Regions from separate parts of the Homo sapiens genome. Here region 1 is linked to region 2. A link is a loop called in an ENCODE intact Hi-C map of the cell type or tissue named here. Cell type or tissue: spleen. All regions are shown on one strand. Each heading gives the region's core, and the rest is flanking DNA. Links, peaks and the distances in the headings are about the cores only.

The links. A loop is a pair of places that touch in the nucleus more often than their neighbours do. Peaks named below come from ENCODE experiments on the same cell type or tissue, not always from the same donor. Only the 100,000 strongest peaks of a DNase experiment are listed, where the experiment ranks them.
Region 1: it touches region 2 in a loop (6-fold over the local background); 6 of 110 quality-filtered maps call a loop at or near these places.

Annotation. Positions count from the first base shown.
Region 1 is chr21:44,728,333-44,731,232 of GRCh38, reverse strand. No RefSeq gene overlaps it. Among named protein-coding and RNA genes, the nearest start is that of TSPEAR, 18 kb to the right of the region's middle. RefSeq lists enhancers at 1-379, 380-880. In spleen, for the core only: no CTCF peak of the experiment used is centred there; a DNase peak (open chromatin) is centred at 1,502; H3K27me3 peaks cover 1,634 bases.
Region 2 is chr21:44,601,023-44,603,922 of GRCh38, reverse strand. The region is part of intron 1 of TSPEAR (thrombospondin type laminin G domain and EAR repeats); the gene reads left to right. It overlaps KRTAP10-7 (keratin associated protein 10-7), which reads right to left. Exons shown (of 1, transcript NM_198689.3): 1 at 1,749-2,900. The coding sequence ends at 2,189. Among named protein-coding and RNA genes, the nearest start is that of KRTAP10-7, 1.9 kb to the right of the region's middle. RefSeq lists enhancers at 123-977, 978-1,834, 1,933-2,692, 2,693-2,900. In spleen, for the core only: no CTCF peak of the experiment used is centred there; no DNase peak of the experiment used is centred there; H3K27me3 peaks cover 2,369 bases.

The sequences.
Region 1 (2,900 bases), core at 210-2,709, 130 kb before region 2:
AAAATCCTCAGCCTATGCATAATGTAAAAAAATGAGAATGTGTGTTTGGAAGAGAACATTAAGGGCATAGCCAGATGACCATCTGATAAGGGGATTTGTGTGGGTGTGAACCACAGTCACAACCAGCTGTCCCGGCAGGAACACTCAGCTTGAACCAAAGGTGGGAGAGAGGGGAAGGAAGTGAGTTTGGCCGTCTGACCTCTTGGGTTGTACCGAGCAGGACCAGGGAGCTATTTGGCTGTGAACATGCACTATTCTTCAAGACAAGGGAAGAAGGACCCAGAAGGTGATTTAGAGTCCATCAGGGCTGCCACATGGGCAGCTGCTCCCTGGGAGCAACAGGCCAGATGCTCCCTGCCCAAAGCCTTGGGGGCAGGGCTGCCCAGAGCCTTGCAGGCATGACCCCTGCCCCCCAGAGCTGCAGGGGCAGGACCATGGCCGTAGTGGGTCTGGAGGGCAGGGGCTCAAGCCAAAGAAGATGATTCTTGAGCCTGAAGATTTAACATTGTTTGCCCTATTGGGGTCCAGGCTCCATGGGACCTGTTACCCTTTTCTTCCTTCCCATTTCCCCCTTCGGAATGGGAAAGTCTGTCATATGGCTCTCCCACCATTGTATTTTAAACGCATGTAACTTGTTCCATTTTACAGGTTCACAGCTAGGGAGGAAGTAAACTTTGAGTGTCACCCGTATCTGATTTAGATGATGTTTAGATGAGACTTTGGACTTTAGACTTTAGAGCTGATGGCAGAACGAGCCACCACTTTGGGGTTGGAGGGGTGAAATGAATGTGTTTTGCACATGAGAAGGACGTACAATTTCGGAGTCAGGAATAGAATGTTATGGGCCGATTGCATCTCCCCAGAGTTCCTATATAGAAATTCTAACCCTGGTGTGGTGGCGCTAGGAGGCAGGGCGTTTGGGAGGTGATTAGGTTGTGGCCCTCATGATGGGGTCCTCTTATGAAGGAGACCCCAGAGAGCATGCTGTCACTTTTGCTCTGTCTGCCACATGAGGGTGCAAGAAGAAGACAGCCGCGAGCAAACCAGGAAGAGTGTCCTTGCCAGAACCCGACCCTGCTGCCACCTTGGCCTCCAACTTCCAGCCCCTAGACTGTGAGGAACACAGCTTGTTGTTGAAACACCCAGTCAGTGGTATTTTCTTACAGCAGCCAAAATCCACTAACGGTCATCAAGAAGCTGATGTGTGATTAGGAACCACCTCTTGCCCAATGTGCGGGGAATCAGTTGGACCCTGACGGAGCTGCCTCGGTCAGGAGTCCCGGCTGCAGGGGACATCCACAGAACCCAGAAGTTATGGAGAAGCCACTGGGGCACAGGCAGCCTGGCTCCCTAGGATGCAGAAGACACCAGGCTCTCCGCCCCCTCCCTGCTGCAGGCCGCTTTCCTGTGCCTCTTGCTATGGTCAGGGGTGCCGTGTTCCCCTGGAACACGTGCCGCCTTCTGCACTGCCTTGAGTCTTTGGCCCGCTTGTGTCTTGGACTTACCGCAGTGCTGTTTTGTGAGGGGCACAGACGCACACCATCAGCGCTCAAGAGGCAGACACGAGATCGGGTGATACTGGGCCAGCAGGCCAGTGTGCAGCACCCTCCACTTCCCGGCCCTCTTGGATGGTCACCTGTCCTGAGCCTGTGGCCCAGCGGGGCCCTGTCCCCTTGATCTGTGCATATTCGCAGGGGCGGGGTGCTGGTGGAGAACTCAAGGGGGCCCAGGGCTGGGAGCAGCCGGTGCTCCTGGTGAGCTCACTCTGACCAGCTGCACAGGCCATGTGGAGGAGGGGACGATCCCCAGGTGCCCCACAGGCCCCCTATCCCCCGTCTCTTCAGGAGAGGGATGACGGCCACTCCCAGTGGTGACTCAATGCCTGTGCCACCCACATCATCAGCTGTGCTGGCGGCTCACAGAAGACGACGGGACAGTCCATGTTTTATGCCCATATATCATATATTTTTTATCTACCATGGGTATCTACATACATTCTTGCTGCACGGTGCCGAGATGCTCAGTGTCTATCTCTGACAGTGAAATTGTGATCAGTTTTCATTCCTACTTTTTGTCATCCATATGTGATGAGGTTTCAACAAGGAACCTATTATTACTTGTGTCGTAGGAAAAATAAAGTTATTTTTAAAAGCAAACGTATGTCTAAGTGATGTAATCTATTTGCTGGGTGTAATAGGCTAGAATGCTCTCAGAAGCCTCCCACCTGACAGCTCCCCTCAAATCTGTCAGCGGGGAATAAAACTGTAAGGGCGCGATGGCCTTTTGGTTGTTAGTTTAGCAAACTGCACGAGTAAGACACAAGCGCGTTCTCGTCCATCAACACCAAGTGGGTCATCGTGGCGGGGCAGGACCAGTGCTATGAACTCGCTGTAATTTGGAATTCTACCCGAGAAAAATGCGGTTATTCAAGGGACACTTTGACCCTTGCATTTGAAGTTCTTGCATTTTACTTGGACCAACATTATCAATGCTGGGGGTCTATGGTCTCCACTCTCCCACCACAAACATCGCTGGTGGTGATGCTTAATGAGTTGCCATTTTGACTTCTGATGCTGAGAATAGCACTAATGCCAAGATATACTTTTTTTTTTTTTTTTTTTTTTTTTTTGAGATGGAGTTTTGCTCTTGTTGCCCAGGCTGGAGTGCAATGGCGCGATCTCGGCTCAACACAACCTCTGCCTCCGGGGTTCAAATGATTCTCCTGCCTCAGCCTCCCGAGTAGCTGGGATTACAGGCATGCGCCATCACGCCCAGCTAATTTTGTATTTTTAGTAGAGATGGGGTTTCTCCATGTTGGTCAGGCTGGTCTCGAACTCCTGACCTCAGGTGATCTGCCCGCCTTAGCCTCCCAAAGGATATGCTTTTATCTACCTACTCTT
Region 2 (2,900 bases), core at 282-2,781:
GAAACTTTGATTGTGTGCTTATGCTTTTGTGTGCATTTTGCTGCATTCAAGATTGTCAGTATTTTCTCTAATGATTTGTGCCTTTTGCATTTTTTGTGAGATATTGGTTCTTTCACCAGGGATGGCGGTAGGCATTGTTGACCAGGGCAAATGGTGAATGTCCAGGTGACAAAGGGCAGTTTCAGCCACCGTCAGCTTCTGTGGTGCGGCTGAGAATGGCCCCTTGGAGGAGGCTGCTTCTCTCTGCTCAGCCACCCTGGCACGCCCTTCCTCTTGCAGGAGGTTCTGAAGTTCCACCTGTTGCCCTTGGAAGGGAACTTGATGTTTCTGCCCCACAGCACACCTCCCCTGAAGTTCACACCCGGGGCGTGGGGGGCGTGTTTCCCCAGAGGCTCACATGCCTGGATGCTTGCTGGGGCCATGCCTAGGGGAGGAGCCGAGTCTGGGATCCGCAGAGGAGGACGTGCTTCTCTGAGCAAGGCCCCTCCATCTTGCCGTCTGTGGGATTCAGGTGCCTGTAGTTGGGGGACTCACCACAGGGTCCCCTTGGTGCCTCCTGGAGAACCAGAGGGGAGCCAGTGACGCAAAGCCTGGGATGCTGACTTAGGGTGTAGCCCTGGTGCCAGAGAGAAGCCTGGCTCATTTCTTCTGCACAGGGGCCGGGGTAGGGGCAGAGGAGTGCCAGGTGGGACATGTGGGGGCTTATTCCTTGCCAGCTGGTGCTCCAGCCCCACGCCAGAGTTTCAGGCCACAGCCTCTGTGGCCACCACAGGGGAGGGACAGCTCGTTGCAGGCGCAGGTCGGCTCTGCTCCTCATGAAACCTACGATGGCCTGGCCTCACCCAGCCTCCTTCTCTGTCTCCACCCCCTCTGGAGCAGGAGTCAAAGGAAGCACTACCAGAAATGCACCCAGCACTGTCCTAGGACAGCATTGTCATTGCTTGGGAAGGGCAGCTTGGGGTCTGTGTCAGGGTCCCCAAGACGGCGATTCTCCAGGAGGACACAGGCCACACAGGTTGTGGTATTCACAGCTGTGATTTCCCACAGGGAGGACACTGAGCAAAATCAACCAAGGGAAAGGTTCCTGGGGCCGAGTCCAGGGGCACCAGGCTCAGCTTTGGAGGCCTCTCCTGGGGTGGGGGTCACGCAGGACGCGCCTCACTCCTCTGCAAGCAGCTGGGACGCTGCGTGTGCGATGTTGGGGATGCCCTGCCCGGTGATGTACCCGGGGACTGGTCACGTGAGCAGCTTCTGCCTGGGCTACGCCAGAATTCCAGACTCCCAGCAGGGATGTGGGTGTTCGGCCTAAACCACATGGTACAAACAGCTCAGGCCCAGTGAGGCGGGGCCGGGGGGAGCCCCTCGGAAATCCCAGTTCCCAGACGCCAGCCAAGGGCCAGCCCGGCCAGCGGGCCTCAGGATGGCCGTCCCCGCCCACCGTGTGGACCCATTCTGCACACGGCCATGGGGTTTCCTTTCTGGAGCCAGGGGCTGGACACAACCCAGTTTCTGGGGAGGCCCCAAAGCAGCCCCACCCAGGGCAGGCGCTGCTGTTGGATCCCTCACCTCTCCCATCCCTCAGTCCTGCCTACCCCTCGGACATCCGTGTGGTGAGGCTGGTGCAGGGCTGCCAGGACGCCTGGGAAGGACAGGGACCTCGTGGCGTGGGAGCAGCCCAGGACCACCCGCGGGTGGGGGGCATCAGGCAGGGGTCTTTGGTTGTGAACAACAAGAATGAATTCCAGTTGTACTTTTTAGGAAAGGAGTTTATTAGAAGGGTCTGACCTGCTCCCGTGGTCAGGGAAGACAGAGAAAGAGGCCCAGGCCCACAGCAGGGGAGGAGCAGGGCTCGCCACTGAGCTGGGACAGTGACGAGAAACCCAGTTGGTACCTGTCTACCCTCATTTCTCCCCACACCGGGCTATGGCCTGGGAGCACCCGCTGGCCTTGCTGGGGTCACTGCCCACCTGTTGCTGGGGAAGCAGGGCTGGGTAATTGGGGGAAAGTCAAGACTTGGAGAAACAGCTGAGCTGCTTCTAGGAGGAGAAGCGCACACTGGATGGCCAGCTGACCACTGACGTCCACTGCAGGGCTTAGGAGCGGGATGTGGAGAGCCGTCAAGGGTAAAGAATCCAGGGGTGCAGGTGGCAGTGAGCACTCAGGCTTTGGATGATCTTAAGGAGATCACTCAGCAGCTGGACTTCTGGGTTGAGGTGGGGCCACAGCAGGCCGGGCGGGAGCATGCGGGGCGGCAAAGGAGAGACACACAGGAGGCTGGGCGGCAGCAGCTGGCCTGGCAGGAGGAGGTGGGGGCGCAGCAGGAGGGGACGGGCACGCAGCAGGCGGGCCTGCACACGGGGCGGCAGAGGAGGGACACGGAGGAGGAGGGTCTGCAGCAGGAGGTGGTGCAGCAAGCCGGCTGGCAGCTAGACTGCTGGCAGCATGAAGTGGAAGCCCCAGAGCAGACGGGCACACAGCACACAGGCTTACAGCAGACGGGCACGCAGCAGCCCTGCTGGCTTTGGGAGGAGGTGCAGCAAGCTGGCTGGCAGCATGAACCGGAATCATCAGAGCAGGTGGGCACACAGCAGACGGGCTTGCAGCAGACAGGCACACAGCAGGCCTGCTGGCAAGGGGAGGAGGTGCAGCAAGCCGGCTTGCAGCTAGACTGCTGGCAGCACGAGGGCGTGCAGGAGCTGATGCAGCCTGATTGGCAGGGGCTGGGCTCACAGACCGCCTGGCAGCAGGGACTGGACACACAGCTCACACAGCTAGACTGCTGGCAGCACGAAGAGGAAATCCCAGAGCAGACAGGCTTGCAGCAGATGGGCACACAGCAGGCCTGCTGGCAGGGGGAGGAGGTGCAGCAAGCTGACTGGCAGCTAGACTGCTGGCAGCAT